2 separate regions of the Homo sapiens genome follow, and region 2 is linked to region 1. A link is a loop called in an ENCODE intact Hi-C map of the cell type or tissue named here. Cell type or tissue: gastrocnemius medialis. All regions are shown on one strand. Links, peaks and the distances in the headings refer to the core of each region. The heading gives the core; the rest is flanking DNA.

Region 1 (16,576 bases), core at 2,921-10,920:
GATGTAGCAATTTTTATGTAGTCTCACATATTAGTTTTTTGTTGTTTTTGTTTGTGTTTTCTGTCATAGTTAGAATGACTGCCTTCCCTACTTTGAAAATGTAAAAAATGATTCTTCTTTGTTCTAACATTTTTAAATGTTATTCTTTCATGTTTAAATCTTTGACACACCTAGAATTTATCTTCATGGAAGATGTGAGGTATGGATCCAACTTTATTTTTCTTTCCAGATGCCTTCCTAGTTGGGAAAACATCATTTATCAAAAAATTCTTCTCCAACCCACTGATTTAAAATGTTACCTGTCTTCACATGTATCCCAATATACATTTGTATTTATTTTGAACTTTCTTCTCCATTTTTTTTTTTCTTGGGACAGAGTTCCACTTACTCTGCTGCCCAGGCTGGAGTGCAGTGGCAGAATCTCTGCTCACTGCAACCTCCGCCTCCCGAGTTTAAGCGATTCTTCTGCCTCAGCCTCCTGAGTAGCTGGGATTACAGGTACACACCACCATGCCAGGCTCATTTTTGTATTTTTAATAGAGAAGAGGTTTCACCATGTTGGCCAGGCTGATCTCGAACTCCTGACCTCAAGTGATCCACCCTCCTCAGCCTCCCAAAGTGTTGGGATTACAGGCGTGAGCCACCGCTCCTGGCCTCCTCTCCATTCTATTGATCAACCTGTTCTTGAGACTATCTCACATTATTTTAATTTTTAATAGATTTTAAAACATTAAATACCTGGTAAGGCTGGTCCTACTCATTACTCTTTTCTCCCCTGCCCCCAGACATTTTTTGTATTACTCTTATTTATTTCCTATGTAAATTTTAGAATATTCTTGTCTGGTTAAAAAAAAAAAATCCCATTGTTATTTTTTATTGAAAATGTATCAAATTTGTAGGTTGATTTAAGATAACTGATTTTTAAAAAGTGATATCAAGTGTTCTTATTGAACAGCATAGCATGCCTTCTGCTTGCTTTCTCTTTTTCTGAGTAGCATTTAAACATTTTTTGTATGTAGATCATGTAGGTCTGTTTTCCTCATGTTGACCTTGTCTATTGCTAGGTCTTTTATCTTGTTTTTGTATCATACATGGGGTTTTCCTTTTATTAGATTTTCTAATTGGCTCTTGTTTGCATATATGAAAGTCATTGGTTTCAGTATATTAATTTTGTATTCATCCACCTGAAGAATTTTCACATCGTTTCTAAACATTTGTCAATTGCTTTTCTTGAATTTTCTTTTCTTTTTGTGGGGAGGGGTATTTCTTTGGTGCTTACATGAAACGTCATGGTGGTGTTGAGACTGAAATTTCTGTTTCAATGCTATTCGCTTTGGCATGATTAGTGCATTTAATATCAACAGGGAGAGTTCACGATGTTTTCCAGGGGAAATATTTTTGATTATTTTCATTTCTCTGATGCCACCGCCAAAAACTCAAGAATTTATAAATCCTGAGGTTTAAGCTTATTGTTTACCTTGGATTGTCTAAGCAAATAGTGATATTATCTGCAAGTGTTAATGAATTTATTGCCTCTTTTTTATTTCTTAACATCTATTATTTCTATATCTTAGCTATTGTGCTGGCAAATAGCTCCAAAATAAGTGTAAATACTAATGATGGTAAAGAACTACCTTGTCCTATTTCTGACATTGATGGAAATGCTTCTTCTGTTTTCCTGAAAAGTATGATGCTGCATTTTAGGTTGGGATATAGCCTTTGTACCATTGAATAAGTATGCATTTTTATTTATTTATTTTTTGTTGTTTTTTTGAGACTAAGTCTCGCTCTATTACCCAGGCTGGAGTGTGGTGGTGTGATCACAGCTCACTGCGGCCTCCATTCCTGGACTCAAGTGATCCTCTCACCTCAGCCACCTGAGTAGCTGGGACTACAGATACGTACTACCACACCTGGCTAATTTTTGTATTTTTTGTAGACGTTGGGTTTTACCATGTTGTTGAGGCTGGTCTTGAACTCCTGAGCTCAAGTGATCTGCGTGTTTCCGCCTCCCAAAGTGATTACAGGCATGTACCACCACACCTGGCATATTCTTATTTTAAAAATAGTTTTCTTGGGTTTTGGATTTTCCAAACACCTCTCCAGTGTTTATAGGGATGAGCACATGATTTTTCTTTTTTGATCTATTAATATGATGAATTATATTAAACTGTATGTGAAATCATATTCCTGGTGTCTAGTATGTGAAGGATTTCCTCTGCAAAACCTTACTCTTGTTTTTACTACACTACCGGCTAGCTTTCTGTGAACCTTGGAGGTGGATTATCTAGGGTTATGCATATGTGGTTATATTGTTTGTTTGCTTGCTTTCTCTTTTTACTCTCAGGTTTCCTTTTGTCCCCGAATGGTACTCTTAGATCAAGCTGTTGGGGTGGTTTTTAGTTCAAGCCTGATGTCTCCTACTAGAGCAGCTCATTTTCTGTGGCCCTTGGCAAACTCTGCTCTTCAGTGCTCAGCTAGAAAGACAAGGAGGGTGAGGATGTGGACATCTGATTTTCTGCTTCTGACAGCACAGAGCTGCTGGGGGCTCCTTCTGACTTCCCTGGCAGGAGGCACCCAACATCAGTCTTTACACATGTGCCAGACCAGTTGCCTCACAATAGAGCCCTAGTCAGCAGCTGGCCTCCCAATACTGCCCAGGGCAAGACCATCATCCACTGATTCAGTGAGTCACAGCCCGGGATGAGGACTTGGCCAGGCTGGTCTAACACACATCCTCAGCAGTTTCTCCAGGTGCCGAGTCAGCCCAGCTGCTGGCCTTCTGTGTGGCCGGTGCTCCTATAGTGTGGAGTCATGCCTCCTCAAGTCCTTTTATCTCCCCATCTCAGGCACAGACCTGGGGCCATGGTGGTTTTACAGAGGCAGCAAAGATCTCACCCTGGGAAGTCTCATTCTTGCAAATGTGACAAAGTGTCATTTCAATATGATCCAACCAATAGTCGTTAGCTTCTATTTATCAGCTCAATGCTGGGTGCAGAAGGGGAGAGTAGTAAGATGAACATGACCACCATTACTTTGATGGAGTGCTCAATTAAAAGAAAGCCCTGATTATAGAAATGGAACAAACCTGGGTTCAATAAATTCTGAAATGCTGTGGACTAACCTTTCTGCTGGCAGTCTCTCTAATCCTTCCTTCGCCCAGTTTCCAGAGAGATCTCTAACATCATAATGCCAATCCTCTTCTTAAATATCTCTTCTTTGCTTTCAGGAGAAACTTCAGATTTAGTCTGGAACACGTGGCCCTGCTGTGCAGAGACTGGTTCTAGTCCCATTGACCCAGTTCATCTTCCTCTAGCCTCCTTTTATAGACACCAAAGCCCCATTATCTGAAGACAGCACACTTTCACCTCTGTGTCTTGGACAAGCTGGTTCCCCTGTTTAGAATGCCCTTCCACACGCCTTTTTTTTTTTTTTTTTGCCTGATCATCGCCTGCTCATCTCCAAAGACTCAGGTCAAATGCCCCTCCTTTGAAACTTCCTCTCACAGCCCTTCCCACATTTGATTCCTCTCTTCTCTCTAAGTCTCAGAGGTGCCATGTTCACCTTTCTCCTTAGCACCTTCCACCACATCCTATAAATCCTCTAGTCTAGTGGTTTCCAAAATTGGATGTTGGAAGAATAGGATAGAACTCTCATCTCAATTACATGAATATTTTTTAATGTGCCTAATATGTTGTTACAATAGTAAACATGTATATTTGGTGACTAATAAATATGCCTATACTGTGGTTGTGTGCTCAAAAGTTGTTTTACTGATCGGGGTTAATAATCTGAAAAGTTTGAAGGTCATTGCTCCAGTAGTTAGATCCTGGAGGGTATGAGCCCTATCTTATTTGTAGGAGCTCAGTAAAAATTGGTTGAATAAGTAAATGGCGTCTATATGAGCACAGTGATGACAAATGCTTTAAATGACTTACAAGCAAGATGCCAATGGTAGAAAGAGGGAAAACATGATTGTGCATTAGTTCAGAAGTCAGAGAGTCCTGGATTCAAATTATTCATTTAGGAGAGATTCAGAATGCCCACTGGATTATCTTAGATATGTCATCCATCTTCCTAAACTATAGTCAGCAAACTTTTCATGTAAAGAGCCAGATCGTAAATATTCAGCTTTGGAAGCTGTATAGTTTCTGTAACTACTTAACCCTGCCAAGGCCAAAGACAGTATGTAAACAAATGTGCATGGCTGTATTCCAAAAAGACTTTATTTACAGAAACAGGTGATCATCCGGTTGGCCTGGGGGACATAGTGTACTGATCCCTGTTCTAGATATTAATTCCTAGCTGTGCAATCTTTGTGTCACGTGAGATACCTTTGCAACATGCCTAGCTCATGTCTGGGGATGAGTTATTGTTAAATAAGTGCTTCAAAATCTCAATAATAATTTGTTCTGATTTTGGGTCTTGCAAGAAAAGAGATGTTTGAGTTCAGTCTTTAGCCATGAGTCCCCCAGACAGGGGAGAAAGATGGGGGAAGAGACTAGAGAGGGCATAGTTAAGGAAAGAGCATGTGTAAAGGCCCCGATGTCCTGCTGAGGGGGCCCTGGAAACTACCACAGCATTCTTTAGGTGATGGTATGATAGATACAGTGAGGGGTAAACAATAGACTTCCTCTGCCCTAGTGATAAAATAGAGACAATAGAAACCTCCCTTCCTGCAGTGAGAATCAGAGAAATTGTGACATCTAACACCCCATGCTTGTCATGCCTACCTTGGCCATGCCCTCTGACCTGCTGCGTTATGTCTTTTGATCCTGACCTCCACCTACTGTCTGATGCCAAGACTGTTGGCTTCTCTGCTTTGCTGAACTGGATTTCCTCCCAGACCATGTGTTTAGGGGAATTTGCTCCCCATTCTGAGCTTTAACCTATCTCAGTAGACATCTTGTCCCACTCCACTGGATAAAAATTGGTGGCTTTATAGCATCTAAAGCCTAGGAGAAATCAGATTTCTTAACAAGGATTCTTAATGTGCCATCTGTGGAGCACCTGGAATGAAATCACCTGGAAGTGTCTATTAAAAATTAAAAATCCTGGGCTCCATCCAAAGCACTGCAGTCAGGATCTTTGCTTGGGGCCCATTTGAAAGTAGCTTCCCAGGTGATTCTTACACATACCAGAGTAGGAGACTTGCTGCTGTTCTGACTAAAGCATTAAAATAAATTTTAAAGTCCTATCTTTTAGTTTCTGTAAGCTGACCCTTAGCTCTTTAAAAAGTGCAATTGGCAAAAGATGGAAAATTACACCCCCCACCAATGAATAGATTTGAGTCTGTGTGGGCTTCAAATTGCAAGACTCTTCTGAGATGCCCCTTATTAAGACACCCTCTCCCCAGGTAGAACCTGCATACAGCACTTCCCCAGGTAGAAAGCTCCTAGGAGGCTTCTCTCTTTGCAACTTCCTGACTTGCTTCCCGCCACCTCCCCTGGTCTTCCCGGGATGGAGACTGCACCAGGAGGTTTCCTGGTTGGAATCTCCACAAGGAGTTAGAATCCACCAACAGGTCTTCTTCTCCTAACAGCCTCTTTAAATTGAGGATTGGGCATGGTGGCTCACGCCTGTAATCCCAGCACTTTGGGTGGCCGAGGCAGGTGGATCACAAGTTCAGGAGTTCAAGACCAGTCTGGCCAATATAGTAAAACCCCATCTGTACTAAAAATACAAAAATTAGCCTGGCCTGGCGATGTGCGCCTATAGTCCTAGCTACTCGGGAGGCTGAGGCAGAAGAATCGCTTGAACCCGGGAGGTGGAGGTTGCAGTGAGCAGAGATCGCGCCACTACACTCCAGCCTGGGTGACAGAGCGAGACTCTGTCTAAAAAAAAAAAAAACACAAAATGATGACTGGGTTAGGGAGACACTAATGACCCATCTCAGGAATTCTCTGCTTTAGTGACCTTTCAGTTAATCCAGTGGACCTAGAACTCTTTTCAGTGGGATGTGAATTCTATCCATTCCGTTAGAAAGTCGAAGCCACACATTTGAAAGGTAGTTTTGTCATCTTCATGATCATAGGACTCAAAATCACAAAATTAGCTTCCATGTATTTAATCAGTGAATTATTTTTCATTGTCCATGTACCACGTGTGTCATGACCCGCATAACAAGGAATATGTGTGTGTGTGTTTGTTTATTTTCATGATCGTGGATGTTTGTGACAAATGTGCTAATTCACACATTAGTGATCTCATTGATATAAAAACTTTCTGGTAATGTAGAGGGCTGGGTTATTCTCCTCATCTTTCAAATGAGTAAACTGAAGCACAGGAAATTAAATGACATGTCCAGGGTCTGATGACTGGCACATTGCTGAGCTCACACACAGGGCCCACATACAGGTTGCTGATTCTCAGTTTGGGCCTGGTTCCACTTCCACCCTGGACTGTCTATCCAAATAAAATCAAAGACTTGTAGATACCCTAAGAGATGAAATCATGGGACATTCTGCAAGGAAAGAACATCCAAATAATAAAATGGCTTGGGGTTCTGGCACACAAGGAAATCTCTCAGCTACAGCTGGGCACAACTATGTCTTTATGACACTCCCCCGGAAGAGCCACAGCAACCACTAGATGGCAGTGTATGAACAGTAACAGGGAATAGGTTCCTGCCCTTGGTTTTTGAAGAATATTCTGGGATTACCATGGGGAAAGCCTTGGCAAGGACATCCCAATGGAATTAACCTTCAAAGAACAATGCATTTGGAGATCTGTTGTGACTTTGGGCTTCAGCCCGAGGCAAGATGGCCATGCTTTGGTACTTTAAGAGCTAGATCAGCAGTTCTGATTCACTTGGTTCAGGGTGGGGCCCACATATCCATGTTTTGTTAACATTTCCCAGGTGCTCCAGTGTGCTTCCAGCATTGATAGTCTGTGCTAGATAGAGTCCATCCACCCCTGGGTTGTAAGAACCGAATGCAAACAGCACAGTGTGACCTCCTAATGTTGTTCCAGGCATAGGATAGGCCACTGAGGCTGCAGAAATGAACGAGACATGAAGACATGGTCTCTATACTCAGGAAGCCACAGTCCCAACAGAGCTGAGATTTAAAATCCCAAATAGGGTCTAGGCATGTTGTGGAGTGTTTCTGCAGTCGAGTTCCTACTCTGCCTTGTATGGCCTTGAGTAAGTCACTCGTCTGCTTCATGACTCACTTTTGTTTAATGGGTTTTGATGGGATGCTTTCTTGGGACAATGAGGACAATAAAATTGGTGCCTTCAAAGATCTGTAGAGCAGATCCTTTGAAGGGCAGTATATTTTCTTAGTCAACTTCTGTGTACCCAGGAGCAATCTGGCTGTTCTGGGGAGAAATGGGTTACCTTGGCCTGGCATTAGCACAGCCCTCTAGACAGGACAGAGGGGGCCTTCAGCTTCTTTCAGGTCAGATGATTCTCATTTGCCAATGGTGGCATTTTAAAGCATTGCAAAGCAGATTTTTTGTTGATGATAAAGACTTTAAAAAACATCCGCAAATTCCATGTGCTGTGTTCTAGATACACATTCTAGAGCTGCAATGGGTGGAGACGGGACATTGTGTCTCCTAACCACAGAGAACACCCCATTCCTGCCCTCATCTCCCCATCTCTGTATGCCCAGCTTCAACACACTGCTGGAATTTTCCCTAAGCTAGGAAGATTTCTAGAAGGTTGCCTCATAACATCATGGTGGGTTGATGGGGCATCTTCAGGAATGGGGAGGAATTGACAGTGACGGTCTACGAGTCCTGATCTGCAGTTTTTGAACATGAAAAACTTGAAGAGCACAGACTAGATTTTACTCATCTCACTCATTATAATACCTGGCACAAGAGTAGATGTGAGTGAATGTTTGCTGAATTAAGGTTTCTGTAGCTTGATGTATTTATGACAAACTGACATTAAATATTCGATCTCAGTATCAGAAATAGCTTAGATGTTATTTGTATCTTTTAGACCCAGAAAATTATGAAATAGATAGTGTCTCCCTCTTTGCATTGGCTGCTAGCAAGCTCAGAGACAATTAGTCTCCTCTAGCAAATAACTAGTGGCCTATCTCTAGCAAATAACTAAGAAGGACCTTATGTTACACATATGTGGTTATATGATGCCTGATTTCAGTTTATTTTTCTCAAAATTGGTATTTATTGTACTGAACTATTATTTCAAGCTGCCTCAAGTTCTCTTTGGAGCAAAGAATGAGGAAACTCATTAAATCTGAAACAATGTCTGGGACAATTATTGATACATAATAGGAGTTCAATATATTTATTGAGTAAATGAATGAATGAAATTTTTATCTGAATCTTAAGATTGAATCTATCAACCAGCCTGGAAGTCATAGTCTCTCAAAAAAAAAAAGTGTGGTAAATGAGAAGATCATCTTGGGAAATGGACCCAGAGAGGCAGAGTGACCTGCTCAGGATGAAAATTTAGAGGCTGTAAGGTAAACCCAGCTTTTTAAAACAAACAAACAAACAAACAACCCTTTGACCTACTTACTGCACTTTCTGTTACTCCAAAACCACCTCTTTTGATCTGAGAGAGATAACTATCCTCAAATAGCTTTCAAAAATGAAATATGAAGAAAAGCATGTTGTTCTATTTGCCTCCTCCACCTCCAGTAAAATGGGATAAAATAATAGAGCAATGTTACCTGCGTTTGCTGGAATTATCATTTGTTTATGGTTTTGTCTTTGTTTTTGAGACAGAGTTTCACTCTTGTTGCCCAGGCTGGAGTGCAATGGTGTAATCTCGTCTCACCACTACCTCTGCCTGCCGGGTTCAAGCAATTCTCCTGCCTCAGCCTCCCGAATAGCTGGGATTACAGGCATGCGCCACCATGCCCAGCCAATTTTGTATATTTAGTAGAGATGGGGTTTCTCCATGTTGGTCAGGCTGGTCTCAAACTCCTGACCTCAGTTGATCTGCCCCTGTTGGCTTCCCAAAGTGCTGGGATTACAGGTGTGAGCCATTGTGCCCGGCCCATGGATTTTTCTTTGACCAAGTCAATGACAGCTCATTTGGTGACCCGTGATGTGATTTTCTTTCTAAAATTTATAAGGAGAAAAATCTAGGTCATGCAGGTAGCTCCATTCAGTAGGCATCCCACAGTCTCCTGGGAGGTCAGGAAAGGATGGTTTTGCTGAAGGTGTTTATCCTGGACAAAAGCCTGCAGATCTGTCACTAGAAGCATGATCCACTATGTCTTGTCAAACATCTTCATCTAAATTGGTCATTGGTCAGGGCTGAGGCAGCTGAATTCTGATGGAAATTCACCTCTCATGTATTTACTCAGTGTTCCTATAGAGAGTGAAAGAAGTTATGTCCATGTTTAACGACCTGACCTATTCACATTTCCAGCATTTTCCCAGTCACTGCCCTTCAGTGCCGTCATTTTTACTGCTCTGCCCCCATAGTGGAAGTCTGTGCTTGGCAGACACTTTTTTAAATTGAATACTCTGTAACCAAAAGAAGCCTTCTTTTTCCTTCCTTATTTACTATTCCTTGTGTATGTTTATTGACATGATAGATATATGTAATTTGCTCTGGAGTCTATTTCTGGGATAGACTTTACATTCTGGGATAGAAATTTACATCTGTTTCTGGGATACCAATCAGTGTTCACTGGTGTCCCATCAGTGGAAGGCATTGATTCTACCTACCAAAACACTTTTAGTATTGGGGCCATCATCTACAGAAGTTTCATTTGTATTTAATTCTATAATAAATGAAACTCAAACTATTACCGCAAATAGCTGAAGCAAATGTCTTGCCTTTGTGCATTTTCTCATGTTTTTTTTTTTTTTTTTTTTTTCCTCTCCTTACTACACGTTTTCTTGCTCGGATGATATAATGCCCAGGAGAGCTACCCAGGGATAATCCATCACTCCCTTATCTGTGCTCCCTCAAAGGTCTCACCTCTATGAGGGTGTCCCCCCGTTATGTTACCAGGATGAGATCATGTGACTGTTTTCCCAATGGACTGTGAGCTCCTTAAGGGCAGGGGCCATCTCTCCTTTTTCTGTGAATCTCCTGAGCCTCCCCAGGACAAGGCAGTCATAGGTCCTCATGTGCATATTCACTCATCCTATTGTTGACTCATTGCGGTTGCTGCTGTTGCCTTACTCAGATTTCCTGCCTTACCTGTGAGGAGCGGACTCTGCAGAAAGCCTGGACAGAAAGAAATCTGATGTGCTAGTCACAGCAGCTCACCTGTTGGCACACTGGTGTGAGTGTCATGTGATGATCATGCAGCCCAAAGGCCTGGGCTTTGTTCACAGGCACAGATATGTCTTCTGAGTCACGCTCAGCCAGCTATTGCCTGAGTCTTAGTTCAGGGATGGAGAAGACCCAGCTCCTGTCTGCAATCTCTTCTGGGGATTTCAGCTGCTGGTGTTGACTCCTGGCCTTAGCCTCCTCTGGGGATTCTCTGAGTTTGGTTCAGTCTTACTCTCCATTTGAGATGAAATTGCTGAGGCAGACACCCTTGGGAGAAGAGAATTTGTCTTCTGGGAGTCTGTATTTAATCCACGGCAACATTGCAAATTGTCAGCTGTAGCCTGGGCTGACCAGGCAAACCCCAGGTCTTTCTCAGGCCAGAATACAGTGAGACAGTGAAAGTATAACTTGTCATCAGAGAGGAGATAGAACTATGTCTAGGGCGATATTCCAAGGCAGGAGAATTGGACAGGCAAGTTAGAGGATAGTTAGTGTTTGCTTATTTTTCTTTTGAGAGAACAGAAGGGAACTTCTTTTGTTTAGCAAAAGAGAATGTCTTTTTTGATGAATCTAATAGGAAAAATGTCCTTGGCATCCGAAGATTGGTCTTGGGGCCTCTATTGGCCTTAAAACTTTGGGCTTTTAAAATTCAGTTACTTTTTTCCTTTTCTCTCATCACCCCCATCTTTGTATCTGTTAGGAAAATCATTAAACCAAGCCTCATTCCCCAGCTCCCTCTTGCTTGAACTGTCCCATTGAAGAGATTCTACAAACCGAATTTGGGTATTTTCTTTGACAGGTAATCTCCAATCCCTGTCTCCAGCCTAGGAAGCTCAATCTGCTTCACACAGCACTCTCAGTTAAAAAAAATTGTTTCCTAATATCGAGCAGATTTCTGTCCCTGCCACAGTTTCTACCAGTTGTCCCAATTCTCCCTCTTAGGGTAGAACAAATACATTCCTTCAGCCCCTGCTCACAAGTCTTGTCCTTTTGTCAGCTAAGTAGCCCATTTCTTCAAGGTTTTGTTCATGCAACACCATTTCAGGGCTTCACACTTGAGCCACTGTGCTTTGAACACCCTCCAGTTTATCCCTCTTGAAGTATGTGTGACCCAGTTAAGGCGGGGAGGGCTCATGTCACACTCCAAGTCTTTGTCCACAACCAAAAGTGATTGAGAACACATTTAGATATTTAATAAAATTATTTGAAAACCTCAAGGCCAGGCACAGTGGCTCACGCCTGTAATCCCAGCACTTTGGGAGGCCGAGGCCGGTGGATCACCTGAGGTCAGGAGTTCGAGATGAGCATGGCCAACATGGTGAAACCCCATCTCTACTAAAAATAAAAAATTAGCCAGGTGTGGTGGCACCTGCCTGTAGTCCCAGCTACACTGGAGGCTGAGGCAGAAGAATCGCTTGAATCTGGGAAGCGGAGGTTGCAGTGAGCCGAGATTGTACCACTGCACTCCAGTCTGGGCGACAGAGTGAGACTCTGTCTCAAAAAACAAAAACAAAACAAAACAAAACCTCAAAGGGATCATTTCCTAACAGCAAAATGTAAGAAATTTATATTTACTGTCTTTTTCTTTTTTCTCTGCTTTAACTTTAGTCTCTTATCTTTCTTCGTCAAAATTCTGAAAAACTGTTTAACTCAGCCCATTCAGACTTCCTTAATTTCTCCTCTTCTCTCCTGTCTTAGGCTCAGGTTTTTACTACTGAGGCAGAAGGAAGGGTGAGGTGGGGGAGAGATTCCAGACATATGATGTTTTAAACAGCCTTTATTATGCATGGATTTAGAATTGGTTAGAGGAATTACCACAAGTAAAGTTTAATCCGTGCAAAGCAGATCACACCTGTCTACCTCCCTTCTTCTTAACACTCTAGTCCTAGCAATAGAGCTTCAAATACTATTGACTTTTTGGGCAGAGCCATTCTTCTAGTGTCTCATATTAAGCTTCCCATGAGCTCAAAATCCTCAGAGAACTCATTCAGGATCTGAAGTTGAGGTGGCCATACATTCTATAGATTCCTGGTTGGAGTTTCCTGATGACGATATAAGGGGCAAAAAGAAGAAAAATTTAGATTCTTGTAGTTTTATTTTGTTAAATTGGAGGGCCAGTTGTTTGTAAGTGAAAGATCACTTCTTTATTTAATGTTTTTATTCTCTTTCTGTGGGGCTGGCGGTTGGAAATGACTGTGATGTCTCCCTACCCCTCCAGTGCCCCTCCCCGACCCCAATTTGATTGCCTGGACTAAGGTAGTTTCCAGAAGTCATTTGTGGGTTTGAGGTTGGCCCTTTCTTTTTGTCCTCATCCCAGTGTAATGGGGCCTCCTGCCCCTGTTGCTCAGGGTGTGGGGGCTGAGTTGGGGATGCTGTTACTGGCCCTGTGGTTGTCTCCTTTATTTTTCTTGGGTGGTGGGCTTGTCGATCAATTCAGTGATTTCTTTAATGGTCCTGGTATGTCCTACATCTGGCAAAAATTCCTCATGTATTTTGATTGGTTAATAACACCATTCCTGTGATATTTTATTACATAAAAATGGCTTTGGTCATTTTAACAGGATTTTGGGAAGGAGGAGGATTAAATTCACGGGCACAAGTGAACATCTTCAACTCAACTCAATTAAATTTCAACCACGCTGGGTATGCAGGATGGGAAGGAATGGTGCAGTGTGTCATAGCTGAGTTGTTTAGATCTTAATATTGTAACTCTCTATCCATTTCCAAAGCATTTCCATGCACATAATTTAATCTGATTTTCACAAAAAATTTAAATAGGAAAAGTTGCAACTACTAGTCATACTCTGCCAATTCAAAAAAAAAAAAAAAAAGCTCAAAGAAATTTAGTAACTTACCCAAGAGCAAAAGACTTATGATTCCCCTCAGGCCTTTTGCCTTCTAAGCCTAGAGCTCTATCCACTCTAGCAGGGCACTTGGGTGCCATCCTCACTATTTCTGCAATATTTGAAACTACCTCTAATATTATTTCTTTCTTCTGTTTCTTTAAACTGACTAATGTTTAGCTTAAATACATTTAACAAGAAAACTTTATATTACTACAGTAAATAAAAACACTAATATTGCTTTCTCTAATTGGAAAGTAACCATGAAAATAAAAACAATGAGAATGAAGCACTGTTATTATATCTTAGCTAAGTATTAATTTCTGTTGAAGTCTCTGAGCCTAAGATCTACCCTCTCTTTGTTCAAAAAATTTAGCATGGTTTTAGAGAGGTGTTAAAATCACAGGGCATCAGACTGAGATTTTCTCCTTTACATCACTGGAAGGTCTGAAACAGAATTGGAAAAGAAATAACTTTTCCAACATGCCCAACATTATTTAACATTGTGTCCGTGTAGAATTCTGTCACCATAATTTAAAAATTCTTAAGTTGTTTCTCGTCCTGTGAGAAACACTGCACAATATCATAGTTTTATAATTAACAAGTAAACATTAGCTGTAAGTTTGGTAGTTGTGGTCATTTATGTGAATAGCAGTAGCAGTTGTGCTAGTTCAGTTACATATATAGATAAGTTGGTATTCATCTATCCATTCACTCAGTGACATCTAATGACACCTCCTATGATCTGAGCATGCAAAGTTAAACATATTAGTCTGTTTTTACACTGCTATAGAGAACTACCTGAGACTGGGTAAGTTATCAAGAAAAGAGGTTTAACTGACTCACAGTTCTTTAGGCTGTACAGGAGCATGGCTGGGGAGGCCTCGGGAAACTTACAATCATGGTGGAAGGCAAAGGGGAAGCGATGCATGTCTTACATGGTGGCAGGAGAGACAGAGAGAATGGGGATCTGCTACACACTTTTAAACCATCAGTTCTCCTGAAAACTCACTCACTCTCAGGAGAACAGCATGGGGGAAACCGCTCCCATGATCCGATCACCTCCCACCAGATTCCTCTCCCAACACGTGGGGATCACAATTCGAGATGAGATTTGGGTGGGAACATGGAGCCAAACCATATCAGTAAATAAGATGTGACCCTATCCCTGAGAAAGTTTGTGTTCTCATTAACATTAAAGTTTGTGTTCTCATTAACATTGTTCTGTTTCTATGGGGCTGGAGGTTGGAAATGGCTGTGATGTTTCCCTACCCCTCCATGAATGATGGCATTGGAGTGATGCCCTGAATGTCTGTGTTAGCAATGGCATGAATATCTATGTTCTCTAATATAAAGTATAAGTGGGTGAGGGAAGGCTGCAAATGTGTGTTGACATTTGAGCTGGGTATTGAGGGACAGGGGTTTGTTGGCTTCACATGTCCGAGAAGGAGTACTGCTTCTGTAAAGAAATAGTGGCAGGAAAAGGCATGGATGGTCTTGAGAAGCAACTAGTTCTTTAGTTTGGCTGAAGTGTAGCACCAAAAGGGAAAGAGGTGGGATGGGGTGAGGAGGTGTCATTAAAGGAGGCTGGAGTGGTAGATCCAAGCCAATCTGAGAAGCACTTTGTTTGCCCACCCTGCCAGGGAGTCTGAATGGATACTGGAGATAGCAGGGAACCACCCAAAATATGTAAACAGAGGATGACATGATCAGATGTGCATTTTAGAGAGGTCCCTCTGGTACAGTGAGGAGAGGTGTGAAAGGAGAGAGTAAGATATCAGCACAGATGGCTGGCCGGGATGCCAAAATCAGCTTCAGTGATTCCATGCAAATTCTACTCATTAGCTCTCCTTGCCCATGTACAGAGTATTGTCAGCCACCACCTTGGCCAGAATAGATAAGGCTCTGAACAGCCTTAGCAGAGGTGCCCTGGAAATTCTGTTATTATATAATTTCTTTTTAAAAGTGGTTCAGTCCATGTGGGCTGTTTCAATTTAGGAAAAAAAAAAAAACCCTTAAGATCCATTTTACAATCTAACAATTAATGTGATTTTGCCTCCTTTTGACTTGGGATAACTTCAGTGATTAGGGACTGATTGTGTGTGTGTGGGTGTGTTTTGCAGTTTCCTCAGCTTATCGATAGACACATGAGATGGGGATCCATGTGTCATGACAGAAAAAGAGGATCTTCAGAATAATCTTGGTCACTTTCTTGGGGAACCTGAGACATGACACTTGTTCTTGATCACAGTAGATGCTCAGTAAAGGAACATAGGTATTCTGTATTAATGCTCCATTTCCCCTACACCATTTACATTGTGAACTAACAACTGAATATTTCTGTAATATTTTTATTATTCCTTTCTGCCTGCTTTATAAATGTAATTTTAACTAAGTGGATTGTAAAGTGGGCTCTCTTTTGGTAATAACATGATATATCGCAATATGAACTGGGCACTTAATTAAAAGTCAGAATTTAAGACTTGGCTTGGCCATTTCTTGCCTATGTTGCCTGGGACAACTCGCTTCACCGGTCTGAGCCTCACTTTTCCTGTCAGTTAAAATGGGAGGCTTGGGTGATCTGGGATGGCAAGTAAGTTTCCTTTTATGTGCCAGCTGTAGAGGGTTGGTAGCTATTGCCTAGATTGGTGGTTCTCAACTCCTAAGGAGTCTTTTCAGACCTTTTTTTTCCCTAGTCATTCTCCTTTCTCAAGTAATTCTAATGTGACAGATATACTGCCTATGTGTTTATGTACTATGACTCTTTGGAAGGCCACAAACCATTATAATATCTAGTATTTTTTTCATCTTCCAAAAACCAAATTTGGGCCCCTTGGGTGCTGTAATGCCTGGTTTAGAATTCCTGGCTCAGAAGGCTCAGCTGATAGGGATTGTGAAGCCATGGTCATGTTCAGCAAGAAGGAGGGCTGCTAGTGTCTGCTACATGCATGGGAAAAGGGAGCAGCAGGATGTGAACCTCGTGTTGGGCTAGATGATCTGTGTGTCCTTTATCACTCAGACATTTTGGGATTCCACGTTCGATAGAATAAATTAGTTATAGTTATTGTGGTTAATCTACTGGGTGTTGACTAGGTGCTAATATAACTCTCAAGTGTGAAAAATATCTCAAATAATCAATTTAGTAGCCACAAGCAGACAGGCTGTATTTGTGGAATATTTTATTTGCAATCTTTAATACTTTCTGGGTAATTAAGATGTTCTCCTAAGATATGTCTACATGCCATTGCAATGTATCTGAAATTATCCACTTTTGTTCTTGCAGATTTCTCAAGGTAAGTTTTGGAGGCAGAAGTATCTGTTCCTCAATGGAATAGTTATCAGATGATTTGTCCAAAGAACAAATGAATGTCTTAAAGTGAGCCCCTGAGCTTGATCCAGTGCGATCTCTTTAACGTGAAAATGCACGTGAATAACCCCTGCACTCTTCTCTTCCAAGCATTTACTGCACTCAAATCCCAAGAATTTATGCTAGTTGGTAGAGGTGGAAAGATTACAA
Region 2 (16,576 bases), core at 5,536-13,535, 98 kb after region 1:
CTCTTGTCGGGCCCATGTCCTACATCTTGTATATTATGTTCACTTATGATTGTTCCACGGCCACACAGGGTTCAGCAGGAGAAAGACCCTGGAGTTGTAGTCAAAAGACCCTCAATGTGTGCATATCTCAGATTCCTATCTATAAAATGAGATAAATGATTTACTTTGCATGATATGGTTTAAATGGAACACTGAATTGTTATTGGATTCTTACTTTGTTCCATAAAACTGTAACACTCATCATTTTATTCTTATTTCAAAGACCGAGACATTGTGTAGGGCAGGTAGACCTCCTAACCTAGACCATGTGATGCTAGGCCACCATCCTGGTGAGGCTTTGGGGCTTGGACTTGTCCATCAACAGAACATTTCCTGCTGGTTGAAGCAACTGCTTCTATTCTGGAAGAGCTCTGGTTCTGATATTCTTTCTATAAATAAGAATGACTAACACTGATGGAGCACTTACTCTGGGCTAGTCATTGTTCTAAGAACTTTATATAAATTAGTTCACTTAATCCCCACAACAGCCCTATAAAACAGGTACTCATTTTCCCCCGCCAACGTTTTTTTAGAGAAAAGGAAATAAAAACAGACAGTTGGTCACTTGCTCACCCAAGAATTAAGTGGAGAATCTGGGATTTGAACACAGACCTCCACTGTACTATATGGCCCTGTATGAAAAAGAGTATTTGTCCCTATCATTGGACAGATGAGCACAGAAGAATGCTAAACACTGGTCTTTCATTAGTAGACCCTGTATTTAACACACACTAAGTTTTACTCTACTGCACAAGCCCAAATGGCTTCCTTGTGGATCCTGGTTTTTCCAGATACCATATGAAGGGGTTTGATAAAGTAGTTTCTAAAAGACTTTCATAGCAATATTCAATAATTTCATGGCTCAGAAATTTACACCAAGCTAAAATGCCTGGTCTACTTCCTGTGACAAATATATGGTAATTTATCCATGATTTTATCTTTCCAAAGGTTGTTGAAAGCATTTTTTCTACTGAGAAAATCCTTTTCTAATTTTGCCAATTTTTCCAGAGGATGGGGATATTTTAAAGAAAATTGGTTCTGGTGATCTGGTCAAATTTGTTTCAGATCTGGTCTGCTTATTAGCCCATAGGACACTTGTAATTGAATTAGTCTTTTAAAGCCCAGATCTTATCTAGCCCACAGGACACTTGCAATTAAACTGGTCTTTTAAAGCCCAGATCTGACAGTTCCTTCCGGTGATGAAAAATCAGGACTCTCCAGTGTTTACTGAATGAGGTCAAATTTGTTAGCTGGGTATTCAAGGTCTTCAATTGCTATTTCCAGTCCTTTTCTCTATTGTGCGTCTTTATCCACCATTTGGCTTCTTACCTGGTTCACACTTCTCCCTCTACTTGGAATTCCCTTCATCCCTTTCTCCTGTTGAAATCCTATGTGTCTTTTAAGGTCACCATGGATAATACCTGTTGTCTGAAACCTTCTATTCTTTCTTCAGTTAGATGATCTCTCAGGCCTACACTCCTGCAGCATTTAAACCACGCTTCTCTTTCACCACATTTACTTCAGTTTAATTGCTATAGTAATTATCTGTGTATAGGAAAAATTACTTTATCCATGTACAGAGCTTTGTTTTTGATGAATATGAAGCTCAGTAAAAATGTATCTAGATATCTGCTTTAATGATCTTAAATTCATTTTCAGTGAAATAATCATAAGAAAAGGGATAACTGAAAAAAAAGTTCATTTCAAGGGGAGACTGCTGTTAAAACCATTTTAGCAAAGATAAAATAGGGTTCATTTTAGAAACTCTACTTCAAGAATAAAGTTTAGGGCTTTTTAAAAAAAAAAAAAAACCAGGTTAATACGTTTCTAGAATCTAGAAGGACAATGAATATGTCAAAGACATGACTTTATTGAGAGCCGCTTTGTTTTCTATAGGTGGCATGTATACGTGTGGACATGCCAGTGTTAATTTTCCCACAGCAGGGTGGTGTGGAAATAGGATAGTTTTAGAGGCTGGAATAGGTAAATTGTGGCTCCGTCTTGGAAACTTCTATCCCTAAGTGTCTTGTTAGTTAAACTGAATGGAAAGAAAATTGCCCTGTTTGTGACTGCTCATAAACTTTTAATATACTCTTCTTACATATCTGAGATATTTTACACTACAAATTCTACTCCATCTTCTCTGGAAAGAGTCTGAGACCTAGTTTGGTAGAGGTTTGGGTGTTGCTCCTCCGTGTAGACTCCAGACTGAATTCTTGGCTCTCTTCAGAGTTTCTGTGTACTACTTCAACAGATCTCGTTTCTGCTTAAATTAGATGGAGGGATTCACTTGGTTGCACTTAGGATTTCTGACTAAGAGGGTCATAATTCTATGTGACAGGATATTAAACATGGTTCTCCCACTTTCCTTGGAATTTCAGCAAAAATCCCAGAGGAGGAGAAAAGCACAATTGGTTCACATCCCAAAGCAAGGTACTGGGCCACCTCTGCCAGACCTACTGAGAGACTGCAGGTCTGGTTCTGCCGGCATTAATCAAATACCCGCTTCTAAGCTACGTCAGAGCTGGAGGCTGAACCCCCAGGAGAGTGACATATTCTGTGGAGAAAGCTGTCTTCATTCCCTGGTGCTTTTGTTCTCCTCTCAATCTGAGTGAGAGAGCCTTCAAAAGAAACATCATGTGATGCTTGATGTCTTGTGTCTCCTGTAGACTTAGGGGATAGAGCAGTGAGTACTTAACTCATTCCTTGTCTGGGACTCCGAAGGCCATGATTCATTGAGGCTCTTTCGTTTCCCCCACTGGAGACTACTGCTAGATTAAAACACACATGCATATATTTAATTGACGTAACTAATTTATAATCTCTATTTGTAAATCCTCTGTAATATTGTAGCTAGAATCTAAAATGAATGAACTCCAAATCTTGCTGTAAGGATGTTGCTCTCTGGAGCAGAAAGAATAGTTGGCTAACTCTCCCTCCCTCCCCCCTGCTATCCCTCTTTCTTGACTCCCTTTTCCCCAACACAGGATTACTTTGGGAATTCTAATCAAATCAGGCAAGTGTCTATCTGAGTGTGCTCTAAGTTCCAAAAGCCCCTAGCTCAGTGCCTAGCAGATGGCAGATGCATCTTTCCTAGAAAACACCCATTGTGTTCAATCTCAGTTTTTGTATCAGTAGCTGACAGCATTTTAGCAGTCTAAGATGATGATTAATGCTTGTGACTATCTGGCATTCAGTAATGTTATCCCCCGTTCTCACTGAGGCTGGTGAGGACAGGGATATTGCATTTGTCTTACAAATTTGCTGGGGCAGAGCCAGAGTAAACATCCACTGGAGGTTCCGTTTAAGGCCAACTCATTAGAATTTTAACCAATTTGCAAGAATAATCTCAATTAGCAGAGCTCATTAGACTTTAATTGGACTTTAAGCTCTTCCTTTAACCTGGTAGCCTTGGTGGGGCTCCTGAGGATTCGTTGCTGGGGGTGGATGTCTACATGGATGTATACGTGTGGGCATGCCAAAGAGTTAATTTTCCCACAGCAGGGTGGAGTAATCCAAAGAAAACAAACAAGGAATCAGACTGTCTTGACAAAGGCACTACATGATTGTAAAAGGCAACAGGACCCAGGTTTTGCAAAAAAGCAAACCAAACCAAAACAAAAAAACATGCAGACACGCAGACAGCTTTTTAAAAATTTCTTCCTTATCACAGCCAAAAGTTGCTGCTGCTGATTATCTGTGCTCAAGACTGGTCAACACAAATGTCTTTGGAGAACAGCCACCACTCCCTCATTCCAGGCCGGCCTTAGGTAACCTGAGGATGACTCGGTGTTAAGCCAACAATCTGTCCTGGCCCTGGTCCTAGCAAGTACCTATCGTGTGCCCGCAGCAGTGTCTGGGCACCTCTTCTCTCAATTTGTAAAGTGTCCAACCTGTGTTCTTCCAGTTAACCCTTTCTTGATGTTGTGCTCCCCTCCCCCTTATCATCCTTGATACTATAAAATCATTAAGATATGTTGCTTTTGATTGTGAACTAGGTCACCTCAAGACTCAAGACATCCCCTCTCTTTTCTTGTGTTTGATTCCCAGGAGTTCATAGACTTTGAAGAGGACCCGGGGGTCCCATCCAGCAGAACTCTGCATTTGATATAGCATGGACAGGTGCCCATTGCGTCCACTTCCAGGAACAGGTCCCTGTCCTGTCTTCCTGTGTATACCACTCACCCACCCACATCTCTTGATTTCCTGAGCTACACTGAATATGCTGAATCCAGCTTCCTCCTGACAGCCTTTCAAAGCCGCCCAGGACTTCCTTGAGATTGCTCTTCTTCAGATGAAGAGCTTCTTCCATGGGTGCTGCCATTTTGAGATCTTCCTCCATCCTGACCTACAACACTTCTCCATGTTCTTATCCTTTACCACTTATGATGAAGGACTTAAAGCAGAGAACATCCTACCTACAGCTCCGCATTCTTAATGCTCACGTAGAACAGAATTTCACCTTCCATGCCATGGCCTTTATACCTTTGTTGATATAGCCAGCTGTGGTACCTTTAACTTTATTTGCCAGGCCTGTGAGACCTTTGCCCTGTGACAAGCATCATGTCAACCGGCCCCTCTCAACCTGGGCTTTTTCAGCTCGGCTGATTCCATCAGGGCTGTGACCCACCTAATGGCAGGGCTTTGTATTGACCGCATCTCACTTTGTCTTGTTGAATGTGGATGGTCTTTATTAGTAACCCACTCAGGAATCCAGAAATAGGAACTGTCCAGAGCTGTTCTCTGGGGCCCGGGGTATTCTCTGTTGTACATAGGGACATGCTGACTTTTATTTAGAAAATTCAATGTGTGATTTATTCCCAAATCTCCAACCTACTGAATTTTGTATCCTGGCCTTTTTTTTTCTGCTCACATGGCCGTTTCTTGGAAGTAAAGAGAACTTTGAAGAGGGTAAAAAAAAAAAAAAATTAAAAGAGATGATGTTCTTCAATTGTTTTTCATTTTTTCCCCAGAGATTGCATAGTTTTCTCTCATAAATCCAATCAGTCTTTCAAACTTAAACATAGCATTTATTTCTTTGTTACTTAGAATCTATGGAGGCTGGGAATGGGAATGAGGAGAAAGGAGAAGTCAGCAGGTAACAGAGGAAAGGGCATTAGATCCAGAGCCAGGAGGCTACATGGGTGTGTGACCCTGCAGTTGCACTGAGCCTGTGCTCAGAGGGCTCTGTGTTTGACTGAATGCTGTGTTTTTGCCATCTTGAAATTCTTAACTTTTTAAGAAAGGGGTCTCGCATTTTAATTTTGCACAGGGCCTCAGCTGATCCATCCTGATTAGGAGCCCAAACTCTCTCTCCTCCTCTCCCTCTTCCAATCTTGGCACGTTATTCACCTCATATCCACTAAGTAAAATGAAGGTGTTTCCACATCTGGCGATATGTGAATCTAAAGCAGAAGAGGTAGAAAAATGGGAAAGTGGGCTGTGTCACGAATAGTGAATGGAACTGGGGCTTTACACAAGGTCTTTGACTTTACCTGATTCAATTCTTCTTCCTCTTCTTCTTATTATTTCCTTTTTTGAGACAGGGTCTTGCTCTGTCACCCAGACAGGGGTGCAATGGTGCAATCACAGCTCACTGCAGTCACCATTTCTGGGTTCAAACCATCCTCCTGCCTTAGCCTCAGGAGTATCTGGTACTACGGTCATGTGCCATCATATCTAGCAAATTTTTTTTTTTTATTTTTAGTAAATACAGGGCCACACTATGTTGCCCAGGCTGGTCTTGAACTCCTGGCCTCAAGCAATTCTCCTGCCTTAGCCTCCTGAAGTGCTGGGATTATGGGTGTGAGTTACTGGGCCAGGCCTCAAAACTCAGTTCTCAAAGGGGAAAATGGTCTCCTCAAGTCCCATAACACACTGGAGTAGAGTTGTCTGTGAGTGAGTCTCTCCCTCAGGGGCCCATAGGGAAAGTGATGGCCATAGGCAAGGAGTGGCCAATTATGGGCAGGGAGAGTGAGATCAGACTATTTCCTCCTTACTCAGGTGCCTGCCTTTCTCTTACTCTGTGAAACACATACAGATACTCTAACACACTAAAATAGCATTGAACAGTTTTTGCGCAAGGGTTCCAGTGATAATTCCAAACCACTCAGAGTCCAGGGTGGAAAATTGGGCCCTGTGTTGTAGAGGAGCATGGAGACCTGCACCTGGGCCAACTGTGCATCCTTTGCGGACTCCCTCTGAGCGTGCTGTGTGGGTGCTCTTTCCATCCAATGTGAGCTCATCTGTTCATGTCATGTTGGAGCAGGCTCCTTAAACCTTGTGGGAGATGCTCCGTTGCTTTTCCAGTTTCTGGAATGTGTTCTGTATTCTTCACCGCAGAGCTTCTGCCTTAAACAACTCCTACCCCACCTTTTCAATATACTTCCCCAGGGAAGTCTTTTTTGATCACCAGTCTCATATAGGCATGCCTAGTGTTCACCTTCACTATCATACCACTTGTAGCTCATTTATAATCACGTCGGTTTCTTTCGATGTCATTTTGGTTAATGTTTGTGTCCTTCACTAAAATGCAAATGACTAAAATTTACTGAGAGTTTACTATTTTTCAGGAGCTTTACATGTGTTATTTAGTGTTTATAATGACTCTAAAAGGTAGATATTTATTATTATCCTTCCCATTTTCCAGATGAGGAAACTGAAGCATAGAGAGGCTAATCCATTTATTCAAGGTTCTGTGGATTACAGATGGCAGAGTTGATAATCAGGTTAGATGGGCGATTTGGTTCCAGGGTTCACTCTACTCATGCCAATGCTATTTGCCATGATGGTAGGGGCTGTGGATATATTTGCTTACCATGGTATCCTCTATGCCTAACTCCTGGCTCATAATAGGCCCTCAATAGATACATGTTAACTCATGAGAGTGTACCAATTCGTTTGTCTTAATTTTAGAGTTTCTCTGCTCTTGTTGCGAGGAGAAAGGGGACAGATATGTGTACACAATAATGTTGGTGGTTACAACTCAGCCTTCTAAGCATTTGGTACCTTTAGAGACAGGCCACAGAAACACCAGGAAAAGACGGCTGACAATAGGGCTGTGACTCTAGGACCTTGTGTTGCACCCTCACTGCTTGCCTTTTCGTCACTGTGGTACATTCCACCCATGCTTCACCTCGATGCCAATGGAAAACAGCTCTATAACACTTCCTATGGAACCCAGTCCAAGAATCATGGTAAAGGATGGTGGGGATGAGAGCCAGTGGACATTTTCCATTTCAGATGTGGTTAAGGGCAGAGTTCCCTCTTGGTTTGTCCTAAACTTTGGCCCCATGGTGACTAAGGAGGATGACTCACCAGTGTTCTTCCTATTTTCAGTATTAAAATAATTCTAACCCAATCTAGTTTCCATTGCCGTGGAAGGCAAACCACAGCCGTGTTGAGTTTGTTAATACTTAAAGCAGAAACAGAAAGGGAGCCGAGGATAAAGGCGTCGACGCCCTGGGGAACATATACTTGCTTTATGGTCTACTGCGGAGGTCAAGGTTAAGGGAACTCTGATCTCACCCCATTTTATTTTTTTTCAGCTGTACAAGAAGTATCCCGGGCCAGACTCTGGGGCATCTGCTGTGGATACAGAGAGGAATAAGGCGAAATTAATTCCTCGAGTGTGTTGTATGGGGCATACATTTATATCTAGTGTGACACCATGTAGACTGTGCTGGGTTGATCTAGTTAACTGTGCTAAAATCCAAGAAGGTCCTGAAAAGAAATGCCATTTGAGTTCTTCTAGGAGGATCTGGAAGTTTGGCAAGAAGAAATGATGGAAGGGCATTCTAAATGAGGGAGTGGAATCAACAGAGGTTTGAAAGATCAAGGGGGGTTTGAGGCATAGAAAGCTATTGGTCTGGAATGGACAACACATCAGGTTTTGCAGGTCATGTTACTACATGAAGTGGAGAAAGCATAATGGGGTCATACAATGGAGGAGTTTTACACTTTAACCAATGGAGGGAAGTCAGTGGGGGAGGAGCTCTTCCATCCTCCTCTCTCCTATCTCCAACGACCTGCAGTTAAATTCGTATCTCAGATAAGCAGGCTGAAGGCAGAGAAGATGAGTGCCACAGTTCACAGGGCTCCTTCTTCAACAGGCCTGACAGGCTCTCCTGCTTCCTGAGAATTTAATCCACAGATGTTCATTTCATATCATCCTTTCAACACCATTCCATCTTTCTATCAACTAATCTCTATATCAACACCAAATTAAACCATAACCAAATTTTGCTGATGCAGGCAGGCAAGTGAGCTCCAATACTGGGGCTTAGCTGCGGAGGGTTCTTGGCTTGCCCAGGAAAGAACCAAAGGGCAAGCCAGTGGTGTTAGACAGCAATGTCTTATTGAATTGGAGTTGCTTTTTGTGGATAATGGCTAACTCAAGGCCATGTGCCCAGAGTTAGCACTCGTGCTATTGGCTAGCTGGATTTATACTAATTTTTAATTACATGCAAATCAAGGAGTCGTTTATGCAGAACTTTCTAGAAGAGGAGTAGTAACTTTGAAGTCATTGTCATGGAAACAGGAGGTAACTTTCGGGTCATTGCCATGGCATTTGTAAACTGTCATGGCACTGGTGGGAATATATTATGCTAATGAGCAATGAGGGCAACTAGCAATCTCTTTCAGCGCCACCTGCTGGTTCTGGCTGTTTTTTCCACTTCATCCTGTCTGGACTAGGAAAAAAAGTCCTGCTGGTCTCCTACCTCACTACTACTTTAAGGCACTCTGTTAGATGTTGAAAAGATGTATTGAACAGAGTAAGACAAACAGCCTTTGTGTGTCAAGATTACTCTATATATTTGCAGTAGTTCCATGAGTTTGGTATAGATGATAAACTGAGGCTTCAGGAGGTTGAGTAGCTTGACCAAGCTACTCAAGGTCATTCGGGGAGTGAGTGAAGGAGCCTGGAGCCAAACTCCGGAAGTTCCTCCGAGCTCAAGTTCCTAATCTGTTATGTGAGGAGATGATAAATACACCATGGAATAGCTGAAGATTAGAAGAGAATGCATCAATGACGCCCCAGGACAGTGCCTCATAGCTAGTCACTGTTGTTATCCTTATTACTTTCCACAGAGTGAGTGCACGTTCTTACTGCCTTCCCACACTGTCTCCCTGCAAGATAACACAGTATATTTTGGGTTAACCTCTCAGTATAAAAACTAAAGGCAGAAATAGAGAAGGGAGTGACATTAAAATGATGCTGGGAGAGTGATTACAAAGTAGATGACTATTCTGAAGTACATGCCAATCTGCCATTCTTTGGAACTCACTAAGCTCTCTCCTAGGATCAAGTCCAATTCTGTGAAAACTGACATCCGGGATTGTTGGACTTTGGCCCTGGTGGTGTGCCTGCAGATGACAGTGGCATGACCATGCTCTTTGCTTCTAAAGCAGTGACCACATCCAAAATGGCTTTGGAACTTGGAACACTTGGGTTTATATCCCAATTCCAACACTTGTGTGCCCTCTGATCACAGGCTGCTTACTGAACTTCTTTTAGTTTCAATTTCCTCCACTGTCAAGTGAGAATATGAGTACCTAGTCACAGAGGTTGTTGTAAGGTTATATAAAAATAAAAATTATATTCAGGACTTTGCATTGTATCTGACTAACACAAAGCTCTCAATGTGTGGTAGATTTTTCTATAAGGAAGTTTTGCATCTTTTGTAGGAAGGCTGATGATAGTCATGACGGTCCATGTTGTATATATACTTTTATAAGTGCTTCTTTGGAAGAGAGAGCTGCTTATTCCAGTCTGGCTCTTTCTGTGACATTGCACAGAGAAATGTGCTAGGAGCCACAGGGAAGCCCAGGAAGGATTTGCTACCAGCCTGAATTTTATTCTAAACAAATCTGCTACGTGGAAGACTGTACTTACACAAAGATAAATCACAAAGCAGTTACTCTTTTCATCAAGGACTTGGAAAAAGTATATGTAATCCATCCTAAAGTCATTTAGAAATGTTTAAATATAAAATAAATAATACATTTTATATCAGCATCTTGGGTGATTATTTAAAATTTATTTTCCATTTTATCATTGTTTCCCCTCCCCAAAGAAACAAAAACAATTAAGTAAAAAGTATAAAAGTGATTAAATGCTTTAAAATTATCTTTTTTTCAGCTTTCTAGGAGTACATACTTACTTTAGGGGCAATATCTATGTGCTTTATTTCCTTATTGTTTCTTTTTTGCTGTCTGATTTTAATGTCCATTATATTTTCATCTTAACCCCATTATTTCTTGTTCTATTTCTTTGTTTCCTTTTCTATTTTTAGGTTATGTCTTTTTGATGCCAAAACCGCTAGTTCATTTGGTCAGTTAGTCAAATAATTGTTAGTTCAGTTTTAGGGAAAAGAAAATCAAATCCACAAAACAAAATCAAAACCAAACCAAACCAAAAAACCTAATCAACCTCCACCACCAACCCATAACTATTAAACCTACACCCAGACCTTGTCTGAGGTACTGAGTAGGCCAAGTTCAAAAGGCTGGCTGTGCTATTCAGTTTTTGTTGGCAGTGTTGGTGAAGCTACTCTTCCTTTGCTCATATAGTCAGCCAAACGAATCATTTATTTATTGGTGTAATGCTTAAAGCTGAGGGTACTTTCATGGTACTTTTCTATTCCTGGAGTTATTATCATTTTCAGGCAATGAAGAACTGTGTTTTTAGTCCTAACCTCATTGCTTATGATCAAGTGACATAATTGGTCTATGACTCAGTCTCATCATCTGTAGAATGGGAAACTACTATGAGGATCAAATTAGATAAGAGATGTGGAAGGCCAGTATGGTGGCTTACATCTGTAATCCCAGAACTTTGAGAGTCCAGGGCAGGAGGATCACCTTAGATCGGGAATTCAGGACCAGCCTGGCCAACGTGGTGAAACTAAAATGTCTCTACTAAAAATATAAAAATTAGCTGGGCGTGGTGGCAGGTACCTGTAATCGCAGCTACTTGGGAGGCTGAGGCACAAGAATCGCTTGAGCCAGGGAGGCTGAGGTTGCAGTGAGCCGAGATTGCGCCACAGCACTCCAGCCTGGGCGATAGAGCAAGACTTGGTTTCAAACAAAACAAAACAAAACAAAACAGAACAAAACAAGAGATGTGGAAGCCCTTTTTAGTGGTAATATGATGTACACTTGCAGGTGATAATTTTCCCTTGTTGAAATTCTGTTGCGAAACTATTTTCTCCCCAAAGGGATGAGAGTTTAATAGCCTAAAAGTATTTGGGAGTTGGGAAAATAAGTACCAACTTCTATTTATTTTGAAATTCCTATTTATTCTTGAATGATTAAAATATATCTTAAAAACATTAAAGATTCTCAATTAATTGAATTTAAAAGCAAGTGTTCTATTGAATTCTAAAGACATTTGAAGAATTTTTAGCCTCCTAAATCCTTACTGTTAAGTTAATTTGGAGCTGCCTCTGTTCATGTGGGTTATAAAGCTGATCTCCTAGAATTAAAAGGTATGGGACATCATATTGCCATATCTGTTGTTTTTATGAATCTGTGTAAAGAATATAAATTTAGTAGAATTTAATTCATCCCATTTCAATAAAGATTGATGAACATTCCAGGTACCAGTGCAAGAATTGGAGAATAAAAGCTGAGGATGGGTTGTGGAGAATGATGGGATGATGTGCAGCTGTGCAAGTTAGCTTGCTTGAAACTTTTTCTACTTGCATTGTAAGAAAACAATAATGTAACATTTGTGCTATGAGACTTTGTGACCTATAAAGTGCCTTACATAACTTACTTTATCACAATGATAATCATATGAGACAGATATTCACTATTTCTCTGTTATAGGTGAGAATCTTGAGACTTAGCAAGGCTGAAAGTTGTTTAAGGCTGGACCCCCAGCTAGTTTGTGGCAGGGCTGAGGTTCACACACATCTGCGTCTTAAGTTTTGTGTGTTTTTCTTTTTCTTTCTCACACCATACTGCATCCATCTGAAGAAAAAATATTCATCAAATAAATTGTGGTTTTGTTTTTGTGTTTTAATATGGCACACATAACATTTATTTCTCCTTTCCAAGTTTACTACTACCTGTGTGTCTGTTCTCATGACGCATTAGAGCTTTGAACTTCTTGGAAGAAAGGAACTGTCTAAATTCATAGTATTGTTATTATTGTCGTTACTATTTGCCAAGACAAATGAAAAGTGGTGCATAGAGCAATGCTTGTCTTACTAGAACTCTTTAATTAAGAAAATTGGTTGTTTTCATTTTCATTCCCTGTAGCTATGTAATGACGAATGCAACACAGCACAGTGCATTCAGAATTTAAGACATATTTCATCGAGAACAAGAAACAAGTCTGCTTCTCTGAAGAGAAATAAATGGCAGCCAGATTAGATCCAATGATGACACATTAGTTCTATAGTAAAACATTATGCTAGATTTTGCAAATTCCAGATAAAATTTTTTTTTACAGTCTAGGTATCATAGAATTTCCTAGTAGAACTAATTTTTCATACATTTCCTTTACAGGTGGAACTGAAAAAAAAAGAGAAAACAATTTTGGCTTCCTAGAGCAAAGAGAAAATATCAAAAGGCAGATAATTAATTGCTTTACCATATAACAGCCCTTACAGCTACACCAAGAGGACAATGCCCAGTTGTTAGTATAATAGAAGCAAGGCAGAACTGCTATAAAATCAGTTAAATAACTTACTTTGTCTCGGCTGCAAACTTTATGGCTGCTGGTGGAGGCTCTGGGTGTGTATATCAATTCACAGTTTTCATCCCTTAGAGAGTACTGGGCTGCCCTTAATAGCTGTGTGATGTTAGGCAATTCACCCAGACTCTCAGGGGCTCAGTCTCCTCCTCTGTGAAATGGAGAAAATGATACACGCCTCATGGGTTTCTTTGTATAAAGTGTGTGCTTTGAATAGGGTCTAGCTGGAGTAAGTGAATAATGCACCATAGTAAAGATGTTGGTGCTGACGGTGGTACTTTGGCACCAAGCTTTCACCACCTTTTTGAATAAGCCAAGAAAGCATTGCTCAACCACTGGCCTTTGAATTCCACTGGCAAGGGTTGGGTCTCAGCCACAACTCTGGCTCTCTTCTTGGGAATTTGGCTGTGTCCCATAGTCCCACATCCACTCCTTTTATTCCATCTCAAACATCCAGCATGGCTCACATTTGGTAAGAGGTTTTGAGAGTCCTAAATAAGGAGCCCTCTTAAATTATCTGTGTCCCTAGGATATTTGAAGAACAGCCACTAAGTCCTCAGGCTCACAGCATCTTGAGCCTCTTGTTCTCCTCTGACCCTGGTGGAGTGCTTGTAAAATGGTCACCATCTATCTATGGGATTCTGGGGTCATCACCATGGGTGTATGAGGGACCACAACTGATAAGATGGGAGTTAGAATCTTGATCAGACTCACTTCTGTGCAGCTGAGACCTTTTTCTCTTAATTGAGGTATGACTGATGTACGCAAACCTGTACATATTTAATATATACACCTTGATGAGTTTGAAGATAAGTACATATACACCTGCAAAATCATCACCATAAACACTAACATAACCATCATCTCTAAAGTTTTATCTCTCTGGCCTCTTTTTATTTTTGTGTGTGTGATAAGAACTTAACATAAAACATAATTTTAAGCATATAATACAATATTGTTAACTAGATGCACTCCGCTGCATAGTAGTTCTCTAGGATTTAGTTGTCTTGCATAACTGAAACTATGTATACTTTGCAACATCTCTCCAGTTTCCCCTACCTCCAGCCCCTGAAAACCACCATTCTACTCTCTGCTTCTGAGTTTGACTATTTTATATTCTTGATATAAGTGGGATCATGTACTATTTGTTCTTCTGTGTCTAGCTTACTTCAACTAGCATAATGTCTTCCAAATTCATCCATGTTGCAGTAAATGGTAGGATCTTCATTTTCAAGGCTAAATAATATTCTTGTGTGTGTGTGTATGTATATGTATATATGTGTGTATATATATATATGTGTATATATATATGTATATATATGTATATATATATATGTATATATATATGTGTATATATATATATGTATGTATATATATATATATATATATATATAAATAGACATTTTCTTTATCCATTCGTCTCTTGGTGGACATTTAGGTTGTTTCCATTTCTTTGTCATTGTATTACTGCTGCAATTAAAGTGGGAGTGCAGACAGCTCTTCAAGGTACTGATTTCAAATTCTTTTGAGTGTACACCCAAGAAAGGAGATTGTTGGACCATATGGTAGATCTAATTTTAATTATTTGAGGAACATCCATACTGTATCCATAGTGGCTATACCAATTTATATTCCCACTAACAGTGTACAAGAATCCCCTTCTCTCCACATCCTGGCAAACACTTGTTCACTTTGTCTTTTTGGTCATAGCCATCCTAACAAGTGTTAGGTCATGTCTCATTTTGGTTTTGATTTGCATTTCTCTGATGATGAGTGATGTTGAGCACCTTATCATGTACCTGTTAACCATTTGTATGTCTTCTTTGGAGAAATGTCTATTCAGATCTTTTATTCATTTTTAAATCAGATCACTTGTTTCTTTGCTATTGAGTGGTAAGGGTTCTTATGCATTTTGCAGACATATAATTTGCCAATATTTATGCTTCTTCTGTTGTTTACCTTTTCACTTTGCTGATTGTTTCCTTTGCTGTGCAAAAGATTTACAGTTTGATATAATCACATTTGTGTATTTTTGCTTTTGTCACTAGTCATATCCAAGTAATCATTGCCAATGCCAATGTCAATAAGTTTTCCTTTGTTTTCTTCTAAGAATTTTAGAGGTTTTGGTCTTACATTTAAGCCCTTAATCCATTTGGAGTTAATTTTTGGATATGTATAAGATAAGGGTTCAATTACATTCTTTAGCATACAAATATTATTTTCCCAAAGCCATTTATTGAAGAGACTATCCTTTTTCCATTGTGTATGCTTGCCCCCTTGACCATGATCAGTTTACTGTCAATGTGTGGGTTTATTTCTGGGCTCTCTATTCTGTTTTTATGCCAATACCATACTGTTTTGACTACTGTAGCTTCATATTTTGAAATCAGCAGTCTGCTGCTTTATTATTCTTGCTCAAGATTGCTTTGGCTATTCAAAGGCTTGTAGTTCTACATCAATGTTAGGATTCTTATTTCCATTTTTTTAGAAATGTTGTTGGCATTTTTGCAGGGATTGCATCTGTTGATCACCTTGAGGAGTATGGATATTTTGACAATATTAATTATTCCAATCTATGAACATGAGACATCTTTCTATTCATTTTTTCTGTCTTCTCTAATTTCTTTCATCAATATTTTATAGCTTTCAGTGTATAGAGATTTCACCTCCTTGGTTAAATTTATTCCTAAGTATTTATTCTTTTTGATACTATCATAAATGAGATTTTTGTTTTAATTTTTTGGGTAGTTCATTAGCATAAAGAAATGCTACTGATTTTTGTATATTGATTTTGTATCCTGCAAATTTACTGAATTATTAGTTCTAACTCTTTCTTTAATGAAGACTTTAGGGTCATCGTGCCATCTTCAGAGATAATTTTACTACTTCCTTTCTTATTTGGATGCCTTTTATTTCTTTTTCTTGTCTAAAATGCTCTGGCTAGGGCTTCCAATCATATGTTGAATAGAAGTGGTGAGAGTAGGCATACTTTCCTTGTTTCTCATCTTAGAGGAAAAGTTTTCAGTTCTTCATCATTGGATATGATGTTAGCTGTGTGTTTGTCATATTTATGGTATTGAAGTGTATTCCTTCTTTACCTAATTTGTGAAGAGTTTTTATCATGAAAAGATGTTGAATTTTGTCAAATGCTTTTTCTGCATTTATTGAGATGATCATGATTTTTATTCTTCATTCTTTTATTCATTTTCAATAATGTGATGTAGCAATTGATTGATTTGCATATTGACCCGTCCTTGCATCCCATTAATTGATTATGATGTATTATCCTTTTAATGTGCTATTAAATTCAATTTGCTAGTATTTTCCTGAGGACTTTTGCATCTATGATTATCAGAGATATTGGATTATAGTTTTCTTTTCATGTGGTGTCTTTGTCTGGCTTTCATATCAGAGTAATGCTGGCCTCTTAACATAAGTTCAGAAGTGTGCTCTCTTTTTCTGTTTTTCAGAGGAGTTGTAAAAGGATTGCTATTAATTCTTCTTTAAATGTTTGATAGAATTCAATGTGAAGCCATTTGGTTCTAGACTTTACTTTGTTGGGTGGTTTTCAATTACTGATTCTATCTTGATTATTTTTGGACTGTCGAAGCTATTAATAATTCTTGATTCAATCCTGATGGGTTGTATGTTTCTATGAATTTATCCATTTCATTTAGGCCATCTAATTTATTGGCATATAATTGCTCGTAATAATCCCTTATTTCTGTGGAATCAATTGTAATATCTTCTTTTATATTTCTAATTGTATTTGAATCTTCTCTTTTTTAAAAAAATTAGTCTAGCTAGAGGTTGTCATTGTTTTATCTTTAAAGA

Evidence for each region. A loop is a pair of places that touch in the nucleus more often than their neighbours do. Peaks named below come from ENCODE experiments on the same cell type or tissue, not always from the same donor. Only the 100,000 strongest peaks of a DNase experiment are listed, where the experiment ranks them.
Region 2: a loop joins it to region 1, with 8 times the contacts of the local background. A loop is called at or near these places in 20 of 110 quality-filtered maps.

What each region holds. Positions count from the first base shown.
Region 1 is chr9:108,555,970-108,572,545 of GRCh38, reverse strand. No RefSeq gene overlaps it. Among named protein-coding and RNA genes, the nearest start is that of ACTL7B, 290 kb to the left of the region's middle. RefSeq lists an enhancer at 6,500-6,619 and a silencer at 9,994-10,191. In gastrocnemius medialis, for the core only: CTCF peaks have their summits at 6,387 and 6,592 (motif pointing right); a DNase peak (open chromatin) is centred at 6,575.
Region 2 is chr9:108,460,644-108,477,219 of GRCh38, reverse strand. No RefSeq gene overlaps it. Among named protein-coding and RNA genes, the nearest start is that of ACTL7B, 390 kb to the left of the region's middle. In gastrocnemius medialis, for the core only: a CTCF peak has its summit at 8,695 (motif pointing left); no DNase peak of the experiment used is centred there; H3K27ac peaks cover 1,187 bases.